Linked DNA regions of Homo sapiens: region 1 is linked to region 2. Evidence: chromatin loops called from intact Hi-C (ENCODE). Cell type or tissue: GM12878. All regions are shown on one strand. Each heading gives the region's core, and the rest is flanking DNA. Links, peaks and the distances in the headings are about the cores only. Region 1 holds the start of LOC105378530 (a long non-coding RNA gene). Region 2 overlaps LINC02641 (long intergenic non-protein coding RNA 2641).

Evidence for each region. Hi-C counts contacts between places; a loop is a spot of excess contacts. Peaks named below come from ENCODE experiments on the same cell type or tissue, not always from the same donor. Only the 100,000 strongest peaks of a DNase experiment are listed, where the experiment ranks them.
Region 1: it touches region 2 in a loop (7-fold over the local background); 2 of 110 quality-filtered maps call a loop at or near these places.

The regions. Positions count from the first base shown.
Region 1 is chr10:123,546,562-123,558,760 of GRCh38, forward strand. LINC02641 (long intergenic non-protein coding RNA 2641) reads left to right here. Exons shown (of 12, transcript XR_007062326.1): 10 at 5,976-6,171; 11 at 9,850-12,199. It overlaps LOC105378530 (a long non-coding RNA gene), which reads right to left and starts at 12,129. Exons shown (of 3, transcript XR_946395.3): 1 at 12,063-12,129. RefSeq lists enhancers at 3,849-4,359, 4,360-4,869, 7,143-7,202, 11,786-12,199. In GM12878, for the core only: a CTCF peak has its summit at 9,097; DNase peaks (open chromatin) are centred at 6,790 and 7,420; H3K4me3 peaks cover 1,075 bases; H3K27ac peaks cover 3,242 bases.
Region 2 is chr10:123,397,198-123,409,396 of GRCh38, forward strand. All of the region lies in intron 6 of LINC02641 (long intergenic non-protein coding RNA 2641), which reads left to right. Among named protein-coding and RNA genes, the nearest start is that of LINC02641, 55 kb to the left of the region's middle. RefSeq lists enhancers at 888-1,197, 5,849-5,938. In GM12878, for the core only: no CTCF peak of the experiment used is centred there; a DNase peak (open chromatin) is centred at 5,624; H3K4me3 peaks cover 508 bases; H3K27ac peaks cover 3,590 bases.

The DNA.
Region 1 (12,199 bases), core at 4,173-9,172, 150 kb after region 2:
CATGCGGAACTGTAAGATTAAAAAAAAACTCTGTCTTTTGTAAATTGCAGTCTCGGGTATGTCTTTATCAGCAGCATAAAAATGGACTAATATAGGTTTATTAAAAATTAACAGATTTTTAAAAAGAAGGAGGTAGAAAACAATATGTCTTGAACATCTCAGGAATAATGTAAGTAGGCAAATCTACATAAATGGAACTCATCCTATTTCAACTCCAGGGTTTACATATTTTTAAAAGCTCCCTTAGAAACATGGCTCAGCAACCCTAACCACAGGGAAGGTAACCACTTCTCTGCTGGTTCCTAAATGATGCTTTCATAAGCACTGTTTACAGGGCAAGAAATACTCAGTCCTGACATTGGATTATTCTTCACAATTTATGTTGTTTGTCCAGAAATTTAACTCTTTTCACAATCAGCTTTCTCTGGACAAGGACACTGTATTCTTTTAACAGGATTTTTTTTTTTTTTTTTTTTACCTGTATGACACAGTATGCCAGATAAAGAAACCGTTTCTTTCAGGCTTTTAATCTCCTCCGAGAGCGAAAGTAGTATTTGCTGAAATAAAAATACACCTTGGCAGAAATGCGATGCTAATCCTCTTAGTTTTAATGGTTTGGAAATGGTTGGAGTAAGAAGGTAAACATTGTAGTTGATTAATAGGAAGGAAGTCAATTGTCCATGTAGCCACTGCTATATGCCATACTGTACAATACTGCTTTATTTTTATAAACCCCCAAACAAAGTCTCTCTCCATGTTAATGTTCTTACTTGAAAAGTGATCTACTTGCACCGTGCAGCTCCTAAGTGTTTGATTCCATTACCCCCAAAAGCAAGCAGTGCACATTTCAAATCGACGTCAAACAAATCCCACTGATAACGGGTGTCATATCAATGACTTATCAGGTCTTTTTTATTGAAAATAGTCGGATATAATGAGGTGCTTCACATTTAAAAGTCTTAAATCTTTGAAAGCTCCAAGCCTAGATGGTTTTGATACTAGCTTATTAAACTTGCCCTGGAAGAGAAAGCAGGAGTGGTTGGGGGTGGGTGTGAGCGAGAGTAAGAAAAACCCGGAGGAGGGGAGATGGAAGACTGAGCAGACTGACTTAACCCCACGTTGGCCATGGTGCAAAGATCATGTTTGCTGATAGCCGTTTCTACCAGCACCTCCCAGGGAGGACTCAGAAAAAGGAGGCTCAAAGTGCTTTTGAGCATCCGTATGTTGCTGCCTCCCACAAATTCTCCAGTAATTATTTTGCCAGGATCTCACAGCCTCCTTTGCATGGTGACAAGCCCTCCATTTATTAAACTTGAGCATTGGACAAAGAAGACATTTTACCTACTTTATCACTGGATTGTGAGAAGAAACTCTTCCGGGTCCAGCAAGAAGGGACTTTCACAATAGTTGAGACTCTGCTATGAGTACCAGGCACAAGAAGATGCCCTCCCCCTTTGTCATCTCCTATAACTCAGCTTATGCTCCTGCTAAGTCAGTACTGGCCCTCTTTGACAGCTGAGGAAAGTGAGGTTCCAAAGGGGTGAAAGCATTTGTCATGGAATAGCCTGGAGCAGTATGAGTCTCAAAGTGTAGTCCCTGACCAGCCCCAACAACATCACCTGGGAATTCAGGCTTCACCTGGACCTACTAAGTCAGAAACATAGCTGGTAGGCCCCAGAAGTCTGTGTTCAAAATCAGCAGTGATGCTGATAAACACTAAAGTTTGCAAATGGCCTGCTGCTTTAGGGCCTAAGGCCGTAAGTGTGGAAACTTCCTAAAGGGCTTTAGCAAGTAAGAAGCAGTGCTTTCAACCATGCTAGATAGCAATGAGAGGAAAAGGGAATGCAGTACATCCTCGTCTCCTTTATTTCTCAACCGTATGGTTTTAGGGGGTGACCAAGAAACTGGAAGGGGCAAAACAGGACTTTCATGTCTTCAACCATCCCATGATGTTGAGGCCAAGGGTTCCATCCTGCTGGAATAGCCTGCGATTCTGAGTTGAAGGCCATCCTGCTTTATGGGAGTAAGAAGAATGCAGAGAAGTTAGACCAGGGCTTTTCCTTGTTTCTTCTGGCCACACCATCAGTTGTCTTCCTAACAGAGAATAGCCCTCCCCTGGTGGGTTCCAGAGGAACTACTTGTTCTGAGATACATGGATCCAAAAGGGTGCCCCGGAAAGAGCTGTGCCGTCTAGCACACCTCTTAGTCATGTCTTTCACAATGTCTGGTGTTGCCTTTCACAATGTCGCTGTTGGATCATAACAGCGAATCAAGCTGGAAGGGAAGGGTTCTGAGGAAGCCTGGCCCCTGAGAAGCACATGGAAACTTATACATTTCTGCTTCTTTCCTTAACTGCCAATTCTGCCTACCACTCTGAGTGGCCCACCCAGCCAGCTCTCACTTCAATCTCATTGGCTTGCTCACATGCCAATCAAGTGCTGAGCCAGCAACTCATGGGAAACCCAAACAGTATCTCACACAAACTCAAATAGAAGCTTGTATTTCTTATGGTGCTCTCAGGAGGCCTTCACCAAAGGTGGAGAACAAGGACAAAAGGGCAAGAGTGCTGAACTTGGCATCCCCATTCTGCCCCATCTCAGCCTGTGACCTTGGGCAAGTTACAACCCCCTATTTTCCCATAATTGAAGCCTATAGCCTCTGTGCTTCCCTCCTCCAACCAGCACTGAGATTAGGATGTTGGAAGGATGTAGAAAGGTATTAGGTATTAGAGCAACAATATACAGATACACCGAGATTGGCCTTGAACCTCCAACAGGGAACTACAGCTCAGCAAGGTGTTTCGCCAACAGAAACAGCCTGTCCCTGTGCTTTGAGCAGAGCAGTGATAAGACCACAGAGTCGGGCATAACTCAAAGTGGGGTGACCAAATCATCTCCGTTTTCCTGGAACTTAACTATTTTTAACCCTGTAAGTCCAAGACAAACCAGGACTGTTGGTCACCCTAGCTCAAGGCCAACTTCATCCTTCATTTGTCATATAACTTAACTCTCAGAGACTTGATTCTATATAGTCTGTAAAGTGGAGGTAATAATAATCATACTCATAGGCATTTTTCACACTGTAGTCATTCCATCCTGAAAGCCTAAAGTCTCCCCTCCCCTGGCCTTCTCAGGCTCCCTGATCCTGGGCTGGTCTTGACAGGATACTGAGCATGACTTATGGCAATGACCTGCTTCCTCTCTGTGTGCTGGGAGCTCCTTGAGGACAGGCCCATGTTTTAATCAGCTTTGTTTCTTCAGTCCTTCCCTTGCGCAGTGTCTGCACCATGGGAAGTGCTTAGTAATGCTTGTTAAAATGTCAGTTACTGACATCAGGAAGGCAGATCCCGCAAACTGTAACCTGGAAAGTTCACTTCAAGTTTCAAAGAGCTAACCACATCAGCTAGCACAGAATGTGTGTCAGAGTCTGCAAATGCATTTAGCACATCTTTGATTTCTGTCCTTTCATCCTCCCAACCCCCTTGGGAGATAGGCAAAGGCGTTATTATTTCCTTTATCATACACACAAGGAACCTGAGGCTTAGAGATGGTAGGTGACTTGCCCAAGGTCACACAGCTAGAAACCAGAGGGTGTCTTTGCCACACATAAACTACAGTGACCCACTCCAGGGCCACCAAAGCACTTTTTTGGGGGGCGGTGGCTACAGATGCTTGGAAAAGTCTTCTGGTGTCCAATTGCCTCCCAGGCTCATCTTCAGTAAAAACATGGCCTCTGATTGCCTCGGCCCCTTCCTAATCTGCAGATCCAGGGAGACCCAAGGCACGGGACAGAAACAGCCACATCAAGGCCCCTGTCCCAGGATTCCGCAGTGAATCTTCCTAGTGCTAGGAGACCATTTTCACAACCTAATCAATGATCCCATTATTGACTTGGTGTTCCCAGAGGACAGGTTTAAAACTTTATCGAGCACTGTATGTGGGGGCAATTATAGGGATAATGGAAAATCATCGACAAATGGAGGCTTCTGCATTGCAAATTAACATCTGCTCCAAGTAAGAGAAAAGTCCTGTTTTAGTTTCAGAATTTGTGAAAATGGAAATGGCCATAAGACAAAGTGTGCGATTTCTGGTGGGTACCATCCCGCTCCAACCCGGGTCTCCTGCACCGGCTCTGTCATTAGCATGTAAATGATGCGGCTCCCTGTGACCGTGACAACCCCCATATAATGTGCTCACTGGGAGTGCCTGCTGCATCGTCTACAACAACTGCTCTTGTGATTCCCAGGGTCCTAAAACAACTGGCACCCAAAGTCTCCCTTTGTTTGTAGTGGGCAAACCTGGGAGTGCACCTGGCCTTGGGCCCTGGAGGCGGGTTGGCTCTGGCAGCCGCCAGGCATTCCTCACACAGGCAGGCACACCCAGGAGGCACTGGGCAGAACACTAAGCCTGAGCCAGGGGACCGGGTTCCTGTCTCGGATCCACTAGTCTTGTGGTCCGGGCAAGTTGTGTCAGCTCCTAAGCCTTGCTGTCCTCATCTGTAGAATGGGACTACTATTCTTTCTGTATTAGAGGATCCCTGTAAGGGTTAGATGAGGTAGCCCTTTGAGCCTTCAAAGAACCTATAAGCCTCATATTACAGACTCGTGTGTCCAGCTGTCGGCCTCCTGTGTGGCAGGCATCATCCTAGCACTAGGGAACAAGAGAAATCCCCTGCCATAGTTAAAAATCGTTCAAACAATCGACTATAGATGTATCATTTCTGAAAGTGAAACACTGTGACTGAAGCTAAGCTGGATGGGGTTCGAGGTGATGACAGGGCTGGGGTTAGACAAGACTTGTCCCAACAGTGATGTTTGAGCAGAGACCGGAAGGATGTACAAGAGTGAGCCACGCCATGTTCCGAGGGGAGAGCATGCCAGGCAGGGATGGGGAGGATCAGCCGGGCAAAGGCCATGCAGAGGGAAGGAATGAGCTTGGCAGTTTCAGGGAGCAGCAAGGAGCCCTGACCTGCAGCCAGGTGAGCAAGGGAAGGGGAGCAGAGGAGGAGGAGAGTGACAGGGCCATCGTACAGGCCATCAGAAGGAATGGGAATGTTATTCTAAGTGCCTTGACATTGGGAGGTCACTGGGAGGTTTTGACCACAAGGGTGGCGTGAGCTGACTTGGCTTCCTAAAAGTCATTCTGGCTGCTGGGTGGAGAGTTAATCCAGGGACAAGGACAGAAACAGAGTTCAGGAAGGAGCGCAAGTCTACAAAATACACTGCCCTGTTTCCCGAGAAGACAGAAACGTTCTCAGGAGGCCCCTAGGTTTCCATGGCTTCTTCTTGCCTCCCCTTGGGTTGGCAATGGTAACGTTGACCGTTTCACAGCCGCCTTATCTGTGCCCAGAGCTGTGTGCCCATTCTGTCCTCAAGGTACCCCACTTCCTGTAGGAGGTAGGTGATCTCATACTCCCATTTCCATGACTGACTCAGCCATGTCACACAGCTGGTGAATGGTGGCTGAGCCCACATCCAATGGCTGTCTGGCCCCAAAGCCACTCTGCTCTCTTGACTCTCAGATTTTTTTTTTTTTTTTTTGAGACGGAGTCTCACTCTGTCGCCCAGGCTGGAGTGCAGTGGCATGATCTCGGCTCACTGCAAGCTCCACCTCCTGGGTTCACGCCATTCTCCGGCCTCAGCCTCCAGAGTAGCTGGGACTACAGGCGCCCGCCACCATGCCCAGCTATTTTTTTTTTTTTTTTGCATTTTTAGAGGGACGGGGTTTCACTGTGTTAGCCAGGATGGTCTCGATCTCCTGACCTCATGATCTGCCCGCCTCAGCCTCCCAAAGTGCTGGGATTACAGGCGTGAGCCACCGCGCCCGGCTGACTCTCAGATTTTTAAAAAGCCCCCACACTGCATGTGCCTTCGCCCCATGACAAGGCAAATCTGCAGCCACAGCTGCATGTCCCCTTCACAGTGTGGTCCTCTCTTGAAGATGCCCCACATTTGCCACCATGTTTGTCCCTTGAAGCCCTCCAGGATCTACAGGTGACCAAGAGCCTGCTGTCTGGTTATGGAAGGTCTCAGCTTTGGTTGTGTCAGTGAATGAAGACCAGGACAGTCACAGTTGTATGAGGAGGCTGGGGGCATCCCTTACAGTCCCTTTGAGGGAGGTGCAGTCCTTGTAGCTGGATGACCATAGAGAACCAGCTTCTCTGCTGAACCAGGTAAGTGCTGTAGATGAGGCCACCAGGCTGTTGGCCACCTTGAAGGGCACTGCAGGGAGGGAGTGCTTCTGTCAGTGTGTGGAGGCAGAGATAAGGCTCGGACAGTGGCAGGACTTCAGGGATATTTGTTGTGACTGTGTCACACAGCCAGAGCCACCTCCCCCAACCTTGGAGGCTGCTGACTCTGCCCCACCCTTCACTACACACCCAGCAGAATAGAGCGGTCACTGGCCAAAGGCTCAGGGGCTTCGAGGAAACTTAGCCTCTGTGGCCAACACCTGGCTCTCTGGATCAGCCATGGCTTAGCTCCTGTCCCAAAAAACACTCTGTACCTCTGAAAAGTGCTATAGGCCTGGCCCCTCAAGGCCCGGAAGCCCCAGGAAAGGCCTCCATGGGTGGAGCAGGGGCTGGTGTCAAGCAGGCGCTCTGCAGAGGCACAGATCTCTGCATGATTGATGCTGGAAAGGCCAAGCTTTCACAGGATACCCTCAATTTTACTCAGGCCCACAAAGCCCTTGGGGTTGTGCCTCGATTTTACTCTCGATTTTACTCAGGCCCACAAAGCCAGTGGGGCTGGCTGCCTCAGTGGCCGCAGTTCCTCACCGATTTCAGTGCCCACGCTTACTGCTCTGTGACAGAAGTTTCCCACATTGAAGAGGTGGAGCCTGTTTCCTACCTGAGAATCTGGACTGGCCTCAGGACTTGCTTTGACCAATAGCCAGTGGCAGGTGTGAGGGTGTACTCGTTCTGAGCCTAGCTCTCAAGAGGATGTTCATAGTCTGCCTGCTCTCTCTTGCACCACTGGTGTGCTGCAGTAGCCTTCGATGAGACCAGCCTACACCAGCCAACAGCCAAACACCCTTGGATTCACAACCAAACTCATCCAAAATCAGTTGAGTCCAGAGGAGATCTCCCAACCCTCAGCCTTGACTCATGGCTATAAATAATAAATGATTATCATTTTAAGCCACTGGATTTTGGGATTGGCTGTTATGCAGCAATAGCTGATGCACCTGTGAACTTACCCACCCACTTCCAACACTTAATAATGGTTTGAGGGATGACAAATGCTGGGGTTTGCTACTGACAACATTCATATGCATCATGATCATAATCATCTTATTAACACCATGTATTGGGCATCATCAGCTTCCCGCAGCCCCGTGCTAGAGACTTTACATATAGCATATGCTTGGACCTTCCCAACCACACTGGGAGGCAGGTATTATTCCTCCACATTTGACAGGTGATGAAACTGAGATGCAGAGAAGTTAACTAATTTGCCTGAGGTCACACGGACAACAAGTAGCAGTCACAGAATTCAGACCGTTCCTGTCTGCCTCATGCAAATGAAATATTCTCATGAAAAATATATTCAGAGAGCACCGTGCAGCCCCAGCTCCCTCCCCCCAGGTCCCAAGCTTCCTCCTGACTTTGGATCTTGGGAATCTAACTGGGGACCAGCGGGCAGTGCATGCAATGGCTTCAGTGCCATCAAAACCAGCATCTTTTACTTTAAACAGCCGAGGCAGCAGAATCGCTTGAACCCGGGAAGTGGTGGTTCCAGTGAGCTGAGATTGCGCCACTGCTCTCCAGCCTGGGTGACAGAGAGAGACTCCATCTCAAAATAATAAATAAATAAAATGCTTAGTCCCTTAGCTTCTGATCAGAAGAGCTGCCCAACTTGATCTCTGGAGAGCTCACATGAACTGACTTCTTTCCCAGGGAGCCGTCCTGATTCAAAATCCAGGCATAAGCCAGGAGTGGTTCCCCTTGAGTGACTCAGAGTTTCAGAGAGAGGGTGTGCATAGGTCTGGTTAACCTAATGTGCACAATAAAAATTTTTATTAAAAAGAAACGAAGAAGCTGAGGAGATGGCAATTGGCCATGGAAGGGCATTATTTTTTATTGGAATTAGGATTCTTTGATTTAAAAAATACATAAACCCTCAATTTTCTTTCTCTCACTTGGCTTAGCAGCCTGTGAAAAGTTTCCAAAGGCAATTTCAATATTGGCGGAGAGAACATCTCTGGACTTGCTCGCTTTTCCTGAACTGTCTGTTCTGAGAATTCAAGTCACAGCCACCCAGACTCCCAGCATGTGCGCCCTCTCGCCAGGGCCCCGGGGCCGTATCCTTACACTTGAGGCCAAATATCCATCCCAACACTTGCCTCTGTGTTCTCCTCCACATGCTCTTAGGGTTTTGCCAAGACAGACTGAATTTTATTTTAACAAATAGGTTTCTAGAGGTTTCGATTGAAAGGTAAAATTCCTGTGGTTCGTGAAGAGGCAACAAGCTCATGGATGTGATGATTGCTCTGCATAACTGAGGATTCTGGTTATCCGAGAGCCTCTATGAACTCAAGGGGAATGATCCTTAGATCAGAGCTGACTCCTTGTCAGGTAGCTTTTAATAAGTTGCGTGCTGTGCGCATTTTCTGGGTCATCTCATTTAATTTTCACAACAGCCCTTTGAGGCAGGTTTTTTATAATTTCTATTTCACAGAGGCAGAAGTGGAGACCCAGTAATGTTGAGTAACTTAAATTCAACCAGCAAACATTTATTGAATATCTACGTGTGTCAGGCACTGTCTTGGGCACAGGGGATACCACAGGATTGAAACTGACAAGGCAAAACTGCCCACGATCACAGAGCTGGGGGAGGCAGCCTCAGGATGAAAGTGTATGGGACTCCCAGGTATGAGCTCTGACCTGTTGTACTGAATCCCTGCTCAAGGCCACATCAAGGATTTTGAATAAAATAAACGACGGCACCCGGGGCACTTTTAGAACTGGCAAAGTGCACCTGGAGTTAAGCACCCACCTTTTGCACCTTCTCAGTTGTTTTGAATAAGATTCCAATTCATAAAAATGCATCTGACATTTGTTGAGCCCCAACCGTGGGCCAGGTGGACTTTGCTGCCTTCTCATGGTGGATTATTTTGGCAGTTCCTCAAGACAGATGCACCTTTTGCAGATGAGGAAATTGGACTTGGAGAAGTGACCTGATTTGCCCAGGGATGCTCAGTGGGCAGGTGGAATGGGGGCTTGGACCAGAACCAAGCACACTGGCTGCCTTCTGTGGGTTGTGCCCTGCTCCTGCCAACCTGGGTCTTGAATCTGCTTGGAAGTACAGTTGGCAGTAACTCACCCAGGGGTGTAATCCTCTCTCCCACATAAGACATCTGGCTGGGGGAGAAGGAGGGTGATCACTCTGCTCCGTCATCGCATTCCATCATTTACCGCTTCAAACTGTCCTGTTTAAACCTCTTCTCTTCCTACCCAGAGATGGACCTCCACATTTACTTCAAGGGCTGATGAGCAAACCACCGTCTCCACCTGCCTCCTGCGCAGGTGCCCCAGGGGCTTGCACTGTCCCCATGCACTCACTACGTACTCACGGGGAGACACTCCTGGGGCACCCAGCACCTGCCCAGTGCAGTGCCTGTCCAGGGCTGGGGTCAGGGACCGAGATACCTTTGCAGAATAGTGCTTGGTTTGAGTTGTCCCCAGGTACAGAGGGAGGTCAGGAGACAGGAGAATGGCAGGAGGGAGGCTGGCGAGGAGCCAGGGCCTGGTCCAGGGCTGGTGCCAACCTCAGAGTGTGAACCGCATGCTGTGGGCCTTTGGAGGCTTAGAAGCCATGGGGGAAGTGACCCAGGCCTCTGCTGATTCCAGGTTCCCAAAGACACAGCTGACAAGCCTCACCCTGAAAGGGGCTTCTTTGAGGGTTGAGAAGAACAAAGCGGGAGGAACTGTTTTGTCTTCGTGGCTGAAAAGATTTGCAGCCCCAAAGGAGCAGCAATGCACAGCTCATCCGAGAAAGCATAAACCGCTGAGAACATTCTCCCCTTCCGAGGGTCCTTTGAAAATGAACAAGCCCCAGTGTACCGGAAACACAGTGCAGACCCCTGGATGCCACCTTGTAAACAGGGCCGGGGGCATGTCCAGCTCTGCTCTACAACAATCGCCCTGTGTTGTGGGGGAGTGTGGACAGACCCCATGCTCCCGTTCACTGGAAGGCAAGCGAGAGTTAAGTTTCCTGGACTTCTTCTGAGCACCATTATCCGGGGGTAGCGGGCGTAGCCTCCAGAGCCTTGGCCTGTGCAGGTGTTTGCCCCGCACTTGACACTCCCCAACCGGGTGACGTCTCAGGTGTCCGAGGGGGAACTCCATTCCTGCAGCCCCACCAGGCTCGCCGAAAGCCTGGGCACCAGCATGCCTCGGGGAGGGCTGAGCCCCAGGCCCGGGAAGGGGTGCCTAGCTGACCCTGGCGTGTGTGTCCTCCTGGCTCACCTGGGGCACCCTGCCTCCCTGTTGGTGTTGTTCTGTCCAGCTCTGTGACCGCCCCACTCTCAACAATGAGGCGGCCTGTGGTCCTCACTGGCCAAATGGACTCTCCTCTGGGAGTTTGAATCTGTAGCAGCCACCCAGAGAAGGAGGGTGGGTGGACTCCCAGGAGCTCCCAGCCCTCTGAAGCCCAGTTTCATCATGGACTATCCAGTATCCTCCCAACATTTGCCTTAAGTTTCCACCAAGAATCTTAAATGGAACAGAAGATTTGGGGCAATGACATCCACCAGGGTGTCTCTCAGAAACATGCTGATGGGACCATGGAGGGCCTCATGGAGGCGGGGTCTTTTCCTCTGGGCTCTGACAGATAAAGGCATTGAGAGGTGAAGTAGGGAGGGGGTAACGCTGCTGCCAGGTGGGAAGATGGGGCCCCAGCAGTTGCTGGCTCCTCCGTGCAGTCCCCTGACCTCCTGCCAGAAGGGGGGCAAGGGGGGAGCCCTCCTGAGCCAGGGGCCATGCTTGGTGTGTCTCCTTTGACTGAAGTCACAGGACTGTTCCACCCAGAACAGCAGGGTTGGGGGAGCCTGGGCACCAGCATGTCTTGGGAGGGCTGAGCCCCAGGCCAGGGCAGGGGTGCCCCATGTCACCATCCCTCAGCCCAGCATGGCAGACTGACCATTTGCCTCAGTTTCTCTAATGCCATCTGCTCTTCACCTGAGTCAAGGGGATAAACAATTTAGAAAAACAAAGCCCCCGAAAAATGCAATCTCAGCATTAGGCATGGTGTTATAATAGAGACAGCATACAAGAGACTGAATTCTAGAAGCTGCAATCAACAGGCCGACTCCCTCCCCAGGGGCATCAGGGGCTGCCGGGGGTATCTTGGGCCCACTTACGCACGGGCATTTCAGGGGTCACAGGAGGTGAAAAAGCAGGCTTGGCTTCAGGTTTAAGGACCAAGAGAGACTCACCATGCTGTTGCCCCAAATGGTCACTTTCAAACCCACCAGTGTCCTCCAAAAAAGCTGCTTATATTTTTAAACACCAGGGTCAAATGTTTTAACAATAAATTCTTGTCCCGCAGTGAATAATTTGCTTTAGTTTCTGTGGGATTAGTAGTCATGGAAAGCTAGAGCTTTCCTTGCCTGTACTAACTGTCACTTCTGATGCACTAAGGACAGGATTAGGTACAGCCAGATGACATTTATATACAACAATTTTTCTGCTAATAAAATACCCTACAGATTCTTATGCAGCCCCAGCTTCACATGTCAGAGACTGAAAATAGCTCTAATCCTGACTCTCCCTCCACCCCCAGAATGAGAAGAGCATCTTTTTAACCCCCATTTAACAGTAGAGGAAGCCGAGGTTCAGAGATGGCAGCAGGGAGATCCCTGACTCCCATGGCCAGCCGAACAGGGACTGAAACCCAGGTCTACCCTCGGGGAGGTGACAGGCACCCTCCCACCCTCCTCCCTCTTTCCTTTGAAGGTTCAGTTCCAGATCTTGCCCTGGGTTGAAGCAAGAGATAGTTAAAAAAAAAAAAAAAAAAAAGAGTAAGATGAGGCCTCACCATTCCCAGAACACACTTAGCTTACATTTTCAGGTGTTGGAAGCCCCGGAGCCTCACAGGGGACCACGCCCACTGCCAGGAGCTGCAGCGATTCCCCTTTTGTGGTCAGGGAGGCCGTGGAGCCCTGGGTGACCCTGTGACTTCCCAGGCTGCAGGTGGGAT
Region 2 (12,199 bases), core at 3,389-8,388:
CCAGGGAGCTAAGGTGCCCTTTGTCTGTGTGTTTTCCCTGTAGGGAGTGCCCCAGGATAAGCTGGTGAGATGGCAGGGTGGCACCTGAGTGGGCTTGGGCACCAGGCTGTCATGGCTGAGGACATCTGAAGGCAAAATTGCCTGGGGACAAGCAGCTTTGGGTGTCCCATCCAAGGTGCAGTGCAGGTCCACAGAGAGGAGGCACATCTTGAAGCCAGAGAGTGGCCCCCTCCACAACAGGAAAGGGCAAAGCAAGGACAAGGGGAAAGTGTCCTGGCAAAAAAACAAAAACAAAAACAAAACAAAAAAAACACACAACCCAAAACTGGAAATTCTCTTTCTCTTTCAGTTGAACCTCTTGGCTGGGCCAGTACCCGAAAAGCCACACCGAATAATCTTGGGGAATAGCTGTGCGACCATCCTTTCCCAGCATGCTCAGGATTCTGCAAATGTCCTCTGCCTTCTCTAAGGCCCCCATCTCCCTTTCAGGGTTCTGTAGCGTGTGTTCAACTTCTGGCCTGTGTCTTTCACTGTGTCGGGGTATTTTTAGGGGGATAGAATAGGGTGAGAAGCAACAGGAACTATCATGACTGGGGGGAATAGGCAGGCCCAGTATTAACGTGGCGTGTGTGTGTGTGTGTGTGTGTGTGTGTGTGTGTGTGTGTGTGTATTTGTGTGAATGTGTGCATGTGTGTGTTTGTGTTTGTGCATAGCACCTCAAGTGTAGGCATCTTTATTCCCAAGACAGCCCTTGCCAAAGACAGGGTCAAGTCACATGCTCTTAGACCTGATAATTCTGCTTATGTGATTTTCACTTCAAATGATTTCCTGTTAGGCATAAAGGTTTCTACTAAAGAAAAATTTAAGGTCCTCACACAAGCCACTTCTGCTCCTCCACTTCTTAAAGAACCAAGTTAGATTTTAGTGCATTCAGCATGGGGCAAAACAGTGTCTATTAATTAGACTTTCATTTCTATTGACAATGGGGCCTACAGGCCTTGCACTGAGGTGGACACAGACCTTTTGTGGTGCCCTGTTGATCCTGGTTCTGCTCGTGGAAAATTAGGCCTGATTGCCCTATGAAGGCCCCTTCTCTAGTTTCCCTCTCTCACCTGCTAAGTCTCCATTCTTCCTCTAACTGCTTTAAATAGGTCAGCTGAGTTTCATTCTTACAGTCATCAGGCCTTTGGTGAAGGCATCTGTGCTCTTGCTGAAGTCTGCAACATTTCCCAACATGCAGGCCAAGGGCCCTTCTCTTTCGGTCTGACCACTTGTCTGTTCATGCATGCATGCTTTCATTCATTCAGAAAATGTGTCAAGAAAAGAGCACATGATTTGGAGGCAGACGTAATTCAGTGGTGTGCCGGAGTGGGATATTTCCAGCTTGCAAAAGCGGATTGCTAAATTTGTAAGTGTTTTGCAGCTGGTTTTTAAACATATATTAAAAATGAAATTGTAGAAAATTGCAATTAAATAAATTATATCAAAAACAGAAAATAAATACTCAAAACTCATCATTTTCTAATTATTTTATAACATTGTATTACCATCTGTATCAGAGGTTTCCAAAGTTTTTCTATGAAAGTGCAGATAGTAAGTATTTTAGGCTTTCTTGTCTCTGACACACTATTCAGGTCTGCTGTTTTAAGGTAAAAGGAGCCACAGACAATGCATCAAAGAATGGGCATGGCTGTACTCCTGTAAAACTATTTATAAACATGTAGCACTAGATTTGGCCCATAGCCCAGGTCAAGTTTGCCAACTCTTGATCTATGCTTTTGAGGTTATTTATGTCTGTAATATCCTTCTGGTGGAAATACTGTATAATGGTTGCTCCCCAACTCTGCCTTCCATGAGCTCATGCTGGCAGCTTGGAATCAGCCATGGTGGGAGTATTTACACCACAGAAATTGGCAAACACTAACAATCAGTTCTCTTTTCCCAGAGAACTGGCTAAACATTCACGGGGACACCACTGGGTGCGTCTGAGTCTTGACTCCGTGTTATATTAGCTCTGTGGCCTTAGGCACATGATTTACTTTCTGAGCTTTAGTTACCTTCAATAAAGGCAGAGACTGTGCCTATCCCAGAGCACTGGCAGGGGCTGAAGTGACACAATGTGACCTAACGCGTGTAAAGCACACAGCCATGGGGCCTGGTTTAAGGGGGATTCACAGTTGAGACAAGAACTGGCTCTGGCCTCAGGAATTCTCAGGGTCCCGGAGGGAGAAGGTATAGCTCAACCATAGAACGTAAAAGAAAGAATCATAACCTGCAGTGGAAAGATCTGATCAGCCACTCTCCAACCTGGGGACTTCTGACAGCTGATTCTTGGGCCTCAGAGCTATGGTTTCAATCTCAACCACGACCCTCCAGGCAAGCCCTCTGCAACCCAGCTCCTGCCTCCACTTCCCACTGCTGACCCGACCACACACCCCGAGACCCTTCGCCCTTCCTGATGCACAGTCACGCCCTACAGTCCTTGTTCCCACTACCCCCCTCTTCCTGCGCCTCCCGTCCCTGCCCTTGTCTCTGGACTCAGCTCACAGGCAGCCTCCCTCCGTAGCTTCTCAGCCACTCCCAGATAGATCTCCCCATCTACAGGCTTCTATATCCTTGAGAGGGGATTCCAGCTCTTCCCCGTGGCCTGTGAGGCCCTGCACGCTCTGGACCCCTAGGAATGAATCATGTTTGGTATTTTCTATATTTTATGATGCTTTGACATCTTGGGGACCTTACTGGCCAGAAAGCAAATTGCCTGCAAGCCCACCACCACTCACATGTAACCAACCAGTCCAGGGCCCATTCTCCACTCACCTTCTCTATCTCACTCACACACTAACCAATATTTCCCCTGCCCTAAACCACCCCTGAACCAGATACCGAGCATCTAGAGACCACCCCAGAGTCCAGAGGTCCCCCAACACGATTCAGACTAGCTGGTCCTGGGCTGTTTCCTCTGCCTGGCCTGGCCTTTCCTGAGGAAACCACAATGAGGGCTCTGCTGGCCTAGGCTTCTGCCTCACTCTTTGTGTCTTGGCCCTGTCCAGTCCTTCACCTCGTGGTTCTCTCTCTTGTCACTCAATTGCCTCTATAAATTAAATCTGGGGTACAATCCTGAGACACCCTCCATCATCTCCCCAGCCTCCTCTCCTAACCTGCCCCCTGCACTTCATTCCAGATGCACTGGTGGCATGCCACCCCTCAGGCGTGCTGCACTTGGGCCTGCCCCAGGGCCCTTGCACTTGCCTTTCCCTCTGCCTGCACTGCTCCACCCCCAGGTATTCTCACAACTCAGCCCCTCACTATGGAAAGACTTTGTCTTGTCGGTGCTTTGTCAGAAGACAGCCCATGTTCTCTAATAAAAAACCCATTCTACTACCACACTCACCTGGCACTCCCTATTCGATAACCTGCTTTGTTTCTCAATCTCCTACCAACACCTGGCATCAGACACATTTGTTTATTTCTGCCCCTTCTTCTTGAGTACAAGCCCCATGAAGGCAGGAATAGGCTTGTTGAGCTCACGGCTGCATCCCTAGGACTTAGAGCCATGCCCAGGGTGGAGTAGGGGCTCAGGGAGTATTTGGTGCCTCCACTGGGGAGGGGAAGGCACCTCTGCACACCTTCAAGCCAGTACTGATCACCTGCTCTCAGTCATGGTTTGTTGGTGCCCCCTCTGGGGCAGGGACTGGGCCCCTTTGTCTGGGCATCTCCCTGGCACAGTCAGGTGAGTAGGGAGGCCCAGCTTGGGTTTGTGGACTTCTTGGTGTCTCCATATCAGGAGAGGGCTCAGAGCAGGGAGTGGACATTTACAAGTATGGGAATGAGGGAGGTTTCTTGGAGGGAGGGGTGTGGGATTGGGCAGGAAGAGAAGGAAAGGGAGGTACATGGATTTGCAGGCACCAGGTGTGCAGGGTGGAGAGAGCACTGTGGGCACAGTCGCTGAGGTAGGCAGGGGCTCTGGACCAACTGCTGCCCCATTTCCAGCCTCAGTTTCCACTCCAGGCCTTGGACAGTCTGCTCCCCGCATAGGTGTGCTCCCTCCTGCCTCAGGACCTTGGCACATGCAGCTGCCTCCTGTAAAACATCCTTCTTGCCCCCGACTCCACCCCCAGTAGCATTGCCCTCTTCATGCATCCTTCTACTCTCAGCTCAAAGGTCAGAGAAGCTTGCTTTACCCTCCCAGACCCCGTCAGGGCCCTCTCCCACCTCCTCCCGCAATACTGCATTTTTCCTTGGTTAGGGATGGAGTATTACAGTTGGAGGTGAGTACTTCCAGTAGGATTTGAGCTAACATTGCTCTCCCTCCCTGAATGGAAGTGCAGGGAGCACAGGGGCCATGTCTAATTTGCTCAGAGTAAAATCTCCAGCTCCTAGCACACGCCTGGCACATGACAGGCCTCGGCATGCAGGGGTTGGCTGAGTGAGTTCCAGCCTGGGAGTCGCCTGAATGCACTGGGGTGTCACAGGAGACCAGGCAGACAAAGCTGGTGGGACTTCCTGGAAGGATTTGAGGCACAGCCACAGAGCCCCTCCTGCCAAATGCCCCAGATCAGGCAGCACGTGAGTTTATAGGGGTCCTCTATACAGGGGTGGCATGGGTCCCCACACCTCCTTTTCATCAGCTCTATCTGGGAGAACTAGACCAGCTTTTGGAAACCAAACCCACGTAGGCAATAGGTTTGTTTGAGGCTTTAACAAATCAGGCCTTTTAACATCAGAAAGCCAGGCAGCGTGGCTGCAAATTGGAGAGATCATTTTTGTTTAGCTCCTGGTAAATAGCTTTGTATGGAGGAAAGTGGAGCCAGGCCCAAGAGCAAGAAAAATACAGGTCAGGAGTCTGGGTCTGTCTAAACCTAAAAGATGCAAAAAATCTTGGATCCTAAGACCACGAGGCTGGGTTTTGGAGCTGTGGCACATGTAGGCATTGAGGCTTGATAGCTCTGAAATTGGGGCTGGACCTCCAGCCAGCTGCAGAGGCCTGACCAGTGCCTCGTTAGGCTCAGCACCCAACACCAGGGTGCCTGTATGTGATGTGTGGGGGCTTGCAGAGGCTGAAGTGAGGGGTTCTCTCTTCAGCAGCTTCCACTGTGATTTGTGGGGCAGGCTCTCACATTCCTTCAGAGCATAGAATCGGCTGGCCTGTTCCCAGGATATACCCAGGGCCTGGGTCAGCATCCACCCTGCCCTCCCAAGGAATCAAGGGAGGGAGGGAGGAAAGAAGAGAGGGAGGAGGGAGGGAAGAGGGAAGGAAACAGGGAAGGGGGTTCCTTATTCTCCCCCAGCCCCATATTTTACTATGACAAGGACTTCTCGCCTCTCTCCTGCTCATGAAACTTCCTAGGCAACATAACCTTTTGGGTGGAGCAAAGTCACTGGATCCCTGAGGCAGCCATCCCCTTCCAGATCCCAGTTCCCCTTCTCCTCCTTTGTGGCTCCTTTGCCTCAGGAGGAATCTCTGTTTTCTCATCTGTAAGGACGATAGCTCACTTCTTTCATTATTTGGTCTGTTGAAAGTCAGGACTGAAAGTCAGAACTCAAAAGAGGAACAAGGCCACAGGCAGGGCCACACAGAGGTCAGTCCAGGTGGCAATGTTATGGGAGATTAATTTGGGAGCCCTTAGACACTCCTCCTAGTGCTTGACTGAAAAAGGAGAAGTGAGTATTTCATCTGGACTCTCATCTGCTTCTTATGTTGGTTTCCCTGCCTGAAGTTTAACAGTAAATCATGCCTGAAAACACAAGCCAAACGAGAGACTCCTGTCTCTTCCTTCAGGCTTGCACACGTTTCTGTGAAACTGGGGAACTGGCTTAGGATCTTGGTAGCGTGCGGTGTTTGAAAAGCCCACCAGAAGATGTTTCCAAGCACAGCTGGAATATGGAGCCACCAGCAACTGGCTGGAGGGGACACTGTGCTTCAAGCCCGGCAGCATTAGAAAATGTATTGGGTGCCAGTGGGCCCCGGTGTCACCTTTTCTAGAGAGTCTACAGGCCTCCATCCTTGCTACCCCCTGTTGATCTGATAGGAATGGCACCACCACCATGATCATCATCACCACCATTTACTCACTCAGGTACTGAGCACTCATGGTGCACCAGGCTCTGTGGCCGAAAGCCCCTCACTCCTGCCAGGATGCCCAGGTTTTGTGTTGGCCCAAGATGTGCTTGTTCTGTGACCTTGGATAGGTTGTTCAATGTGGCCTCAGGTATCTCACCTATAAAATGAGAATAATAATAATACCCACCTTCAAGGTCATCATGAGGATTAAATGAGCTATATACATAAAACTCACAGCAGACCTGTGGCTATAGTAAGTGTTCATTAAATGTTAGTTTCTGTTATGAATGCTAATGGACCTCCCAACAACCCTGCATGGTAGGTGATTATCCAAATCTTCCATGTGAGGAAACTGAGGCTTACAGAGCTTTGGCAACTTGACCATGGGCTCAGAGCTGGGAAGTGGTGGCATGGGGATGAAAAGTTAGGCAGGCTCACTTTCCAGCTCCCATTCTTAATCATGACTGTGAAGAGTTCCATATGTTTCCCTAATCTCCATCATCTCCTTCTGTGAGAAGACTAAGCAGCTTACAAAACACCACTAAGCAGTGTCCCTCTTGTTGAACATTTTTGCACACATCTCCCAGTACACACATACAAGGACATGTACCCAAGAGAGGGATGATTGTGTCATAGGCAGGATGACAATATAACTTATCGTTCAATCCAGGACAGTTTTGAGAGTAAAAGGGGCTGCTAATATTTATGCTGGTGCAACAGGTGTTTTCTCAGGACAATCCTAGTTTACCATGTACATGCATTTTAAACAAAATCTTTAATGAAGAACATAAGACTTTAGAAAACTTTTTAACCCCCAGGCAATCCCCCCCTATACTTCATACTTATGACTTACAGGCTGTGGTTTTTTAGTATTTTAGTTCAGTATTTAGTTAAAATAGAAATTTGTGTAGATTTACCTGTATGTTTTCCATTTGATTTGCTCAGTTTCTTCTTGTAGCATAGACACATTTTCTGTTATCTTTTATTTTTTTCCCTGATGAATGTCTTTTAAATGTTATTTTACTGACTATAGATCTGTTGGTAGCAAGCATTTTATTTTTTGTTTATAAAATTTTATGAAATTACTTTTTATTTCAAACTATGTTGGTTACAAATTTTAGGTTAACATTTATGTTCTCTCAGTACTGAAATGGTATGGTTCCACTGTTTCCTGGTTGTTATTATCATTGTTGAGAAGTCTGCTGTCACTTTAATGTCTTTGTGGGTGGTCTGTCTTTTCTTTCTGGCTGTTTTTAATATTGCGTCTTTGTCTTTGGTGTCCTGCAATTTCAATGCACTATATCTACACATATCTTTTATTCTTTTTGGATGTATACTTCCTGGATTTATGGATTCATGTCTTTTATCAACTTGGGAAACTTTCTTGGCCACTTTTCTCTGAAAAAATTCCATTTTCTGTATTCTTTCCTTCTGTGATTTTTATCAGATGTGATTTAGAACTTTTAATTTTAGCCTTCATAGATCTTAGCTTCTCTTTCATATTTTCCATCTCCTTGACTGAAGTGCTACACTAATAGGTAATTTCTTCAGCTCTGTATTCCAATACACTAATCTCTCTTCAGTTGTGCCTCATCCATTATTTAACTCATCCATTGCATTTCTGATTTCAACAATAGTTTCATTCCTAAAAGTTCTATTGGGTTATTTCTTAGATATCTTTGGTTATTTTGATGGTCTTTTCTTGCTTGCTTATTTTTGTAATGCCAATTTTAATTTCCTTTAACAGTTAATGCAACATTATTTCATATTATCTAACTAGTAATTATAATTTCTGAAATATTGGCAGTCCAGGTTTACTGTTGGATGTGTTTGCTAACTTTAAGTCATAGTGACTTATTTTCTTGTGTATTTGGTGGTCTTTTATTATGGGGCCATGTTTGTATGTGCTTAATTGGTAGGAATCCTATAGATCTAAATGCTTTCCTCCGAAAAGTCTTTGTATTAGATTTCTTTCTGGGACCTAAAAACGTCTATGAATTTGGGGTCACTTTAGACTGTTGAGGGTCTGTAATTTAATATAGTAGTTTTAGGCTTAGCTCCTCCATCTTGCTGATGGCCTAGCGATTAGTGTCTCAGTTGCAGAGCTGATATTGACATTTGTACTCAGTGCAACCCCATCTTTCCATCTGCTTAATGCAGGTTTTCTTTAGCTCAGGTTTGTTTTTCTTTGGGGTGAGGACGAGGTCCTTGGACATTAAACTTATTTCTTACAAATCTACCAATAAAATAAGTGCAGCAGGACAGCCCTTTGGATAATATTAGCTTCCATATTGCTGGAAACAGAAGTCTAGATGCATACATTTTCCAGGGATGAAGTGTCCATATCTAGAAAATAGGCAAGACAATATTGACTCCTTCATGAGACTGTTTAGGAGATAAAGTAACTGATCTAAAGGAGTGGTGGCTTTCCAGAGCAGTGGCTACTGATGTTCCCTATTCTCCTGCCCCACTCCTATTTCCTGAAAGTGGACTGACCTACTCTTGACTCACATTTCTGATGAGCCATAGGCCAGGAAGCCTTGAATTCTGGGGTTTTCAGACCATTGCTTCAGCTACTCACTCCCTCCTTCTCAATACCCTTCATCTCTCTACAACTGATTCTAACCTGCTTCCACTTCATCTTGTCCCACCGTCCTAAACCCTTGGCTTTGTGACTCTGGAATCTCTCTGCTTGCTTTTGCTTCCTTTTCCCCTCTGCTCTCAATGTGTTAGGCACCCTTTCTGTTGCTGGCATTTGGACCTCAACTCTCCTAGCTCTGACTTTACTAATCTCTCCAGTCTTAGCCCCTCTTGTCATCTTGGCAAGAAACTCTTTGCACTAGCCTCACCCTATGCAGTCCAGCCAGTTCCAGGGGCTGATAGAGGGAAGGGGGATGTTGGATATGTTAGGGGCATTTTTATGGTTAACTTCTGTGGTGGAAAGATCATTTGGAAATCACACTGAAGATTATTGTTGGGTGAGTAAGTTGGAGGGGCATTTTACTTTGTATTTCAATACCTGTTTTTATTTATAAGTCACACATACATCTCTTCCCCACTCCACTCCACAACCTCATTTTCCCTCCAAGCATTTAGGAACAAAGAGGTTTCTAAATCCAGTGTAAGTGAAAGAGCCTGAAAACCTGTCAGCAGATTAAACAAAGAGTAAATCTTCATGATTTGGGTTAGGCAATGACTTAGATACGACATTCAAAGCACAAGCAACAAAAGGAAGAAATGGACAAATTGGACTCATAAAAATTAAAAATTTTTGTACCACAGGTGGTGTCATTAAGGAAGTGGAAAGACAATCCATAGAATGGGAAAAATATTTGCAAATAATATATCTGATAAGGGACTCGTATACAGAAAATATAAAAACTGTACAACTCAATAATAAAAAGACAAATAGTGCAATCTTACAAAAGGGCAAACGATCTGAATAGACATTTCTCCAAAGAAGATAAACAAATGGCCAGTAAGCACATGGAAAGATGCTCAGTTTTGTTAGTCATTAAAGAAATACAAAGCAAAATCACAGTAACAAACCACTACGTACCCACGAGATGTCTAGAGCCAAAAAGATAGACAATAGTAAGTGTTGATGAAGATGTGGAGAAATTGCAACCTTCATGCATTGCTGTAGCTACTTTGGAAAACAGTGTGGCAATTCCAAGTTAAATGGAGTTACCATGTGACCCAGGAATTCCACTCCTAGGTATATATCTGAGAAATGAAAACATATGTCCTCATGAAAACTCGTCCATGAATGTTCATAGCAGCATTATTTATAGTAGCTGCAAAGCAGAACAACCCAAGCACCCATCATCTGATGAATGGATAAACAAAGTGTGGTTTATTCATACAATGGAATATTATTTGGCAATAAAAAATAACAGAAAACTGATATAAGCAACAATACTACGACATTAATGAATGTTGAAAAAGTTATTCGGAGTGAAAGAAGACATTACAAAATACCACATACTGAATGACTTCACTCATACAAAGTGTCCAGGATAGACAAACCTGTGGAGATGGAAAGCAGATTCCTTGTAGGGCTGGGGGTGACAGGTGGGAGTGACTGGGAGTAACTGCTCATGGGTACTGGGCTTCTTTGTCAGGTTATGGAAATGTTCTAAACTCAGGCTATGGTTATGGTTATACAATACTATACTAAGAACATTGTTTTGAGTGAATCATATGGCTGATAAATTTTATCTCAATAAAGCTGGTTTTATTTTTATTTTCTTAAAGTCAGCAATTCTTTTCCTTGTCTAGGAATTTAATTCATCCCTGTTAACAAAATGTTCCATTAAAATTAGGGTTGCCAGATTTAGGAAGTAACAGTACAGGAAGCTCAGTTAAACTCAAATTTCTGACAAACAAGCGATAATTTCTTAGTTATAAGTTTGTCCCAAATATTGCATGAGACAAACTTATAATGAAAAGTCATCTGTTGTTTATTTGAAACTCAACTGAGCATCCTGTTTTATCTTGTTCTCCCAATTAAAATGTAATGCAAACCACAGCGTTTTAATATAGAGCTACATTATTTTCAAAATCATCATCTGTCTCTTCATACACATCCCCTAACTCCAGTACCAGAGGTAACATTGTTTCCATTTTACAGAGCATGAACCAGACCTAGACGGATAAAATGAATGTGACCCTTCATTTTATCCATGTGACCCAGTAGCAATGCCGTGATCTGAACCCAGGTCTGCCTGACTCCCAAAGCCAGGCCCCCTCTACTCGAAGTGCAGGGCCCATGGCCACCTTGCTGTGGCCAGTGGTGAGAAACCTGATTCTCTCCTCGTTTGTGTAAGGCGTGGGGGGAGTCTGAAACCTTCAGTCCCCATAACATTCCTAGCAGGGGCTCTGAAGCCTGGTTGCTGAGGGTGCTGGCAAAACAGAACAGCAAGTTCCCATTAGAATGTTCTTTTCTGGGAGGAGATAACAGGATAATAGGTATGTGACTTGCTACCTGTAAAATGATGAGTGACAAAGAGTCACTCCAGATTAGGGTAATTCAGAACGAGTTAAGCCAATACCTGTGCTCCTTAGAGATCAATTTTTATTTTGAGGTGAGGAGAGGAAAGATGAAAGAGATTTAAAATAAAATTCAGTGTTCCCTTCCCAACCTCAAAAAAGCTTGGGAGCTTTGGAGGGAGGTCTCTGAGTGCCTGGTGAGAGATGGTAAATGTGGATGAGGGCAGAATGTCCCTGAAATTAAAGACATGTGGCTTAGGGACAAATGAGACCTCTGCACTGGATTCCTCAATATTTCCTGCATGAAATCTCTGCACTGAATTCCAGTCTCAGGAAGAAACTGGATGTATACATGATGTTTAAAGATGTTTAACATCTTGAACAGGCTACAGTCAAAAACTAAACAGGCCATTGGGGGATAAATGATATTTTTCTTCCTCTCTTCAGTCATCATAACAAATTCCCTGATGGTTGGGTCAATGGAGCACCCTCTTCTAGGGCAACCTACTGTAATGCAATAGCGAGTTTCACTCTGGTATATTCTATGATATGGATAGTAGTTCCTAAATAGTGGTCATTGAACGAGTGTCAGACTGCATCTGAGTCATCGAGGAAGATTCTAAAATATGAATTCCTGGACTCCATTCCTATAGATTCTGATTCAGCAGGCCTGGCTTGGAGTCTAGGAATCTATGATTCTCATTACTAGCAAGCCCCCAAATGGTTTTGATGGACAGCCAGACTGGAAATCCCTGGTAGAGGTGAAGTGTCAAGATGCTCTATGTCAAAATTAAAAGGTTTGCATTAGACAAGGTCAGGATGTCAGCAGTCTTTGTTTTCTGCAAAAAGGCCTTGCTTTTTGCCATGGATCTATTCATGACATGAAAACAATTTTTTTTAAGAAGCCAAATTGTGCTATAAATATATTAGGACAAACGACTTTTTAAGGAACTCCTGCAGGGAAGCTTTTTCTAAGGCATAGAGCCCATTTGTCATCAAAATCTTTTCCCCCAAAGCAAATTTGCTGGAATGGAAAGCACCGCACCCCAGGAGTGCAGACAGCAGGGTCTGAGCTGCAGCCCTTCCTGATTTTCAGCTGGATGAACTTGGACTCATGGCTTAATTTTCTGGGACTCAGGCTTCCGA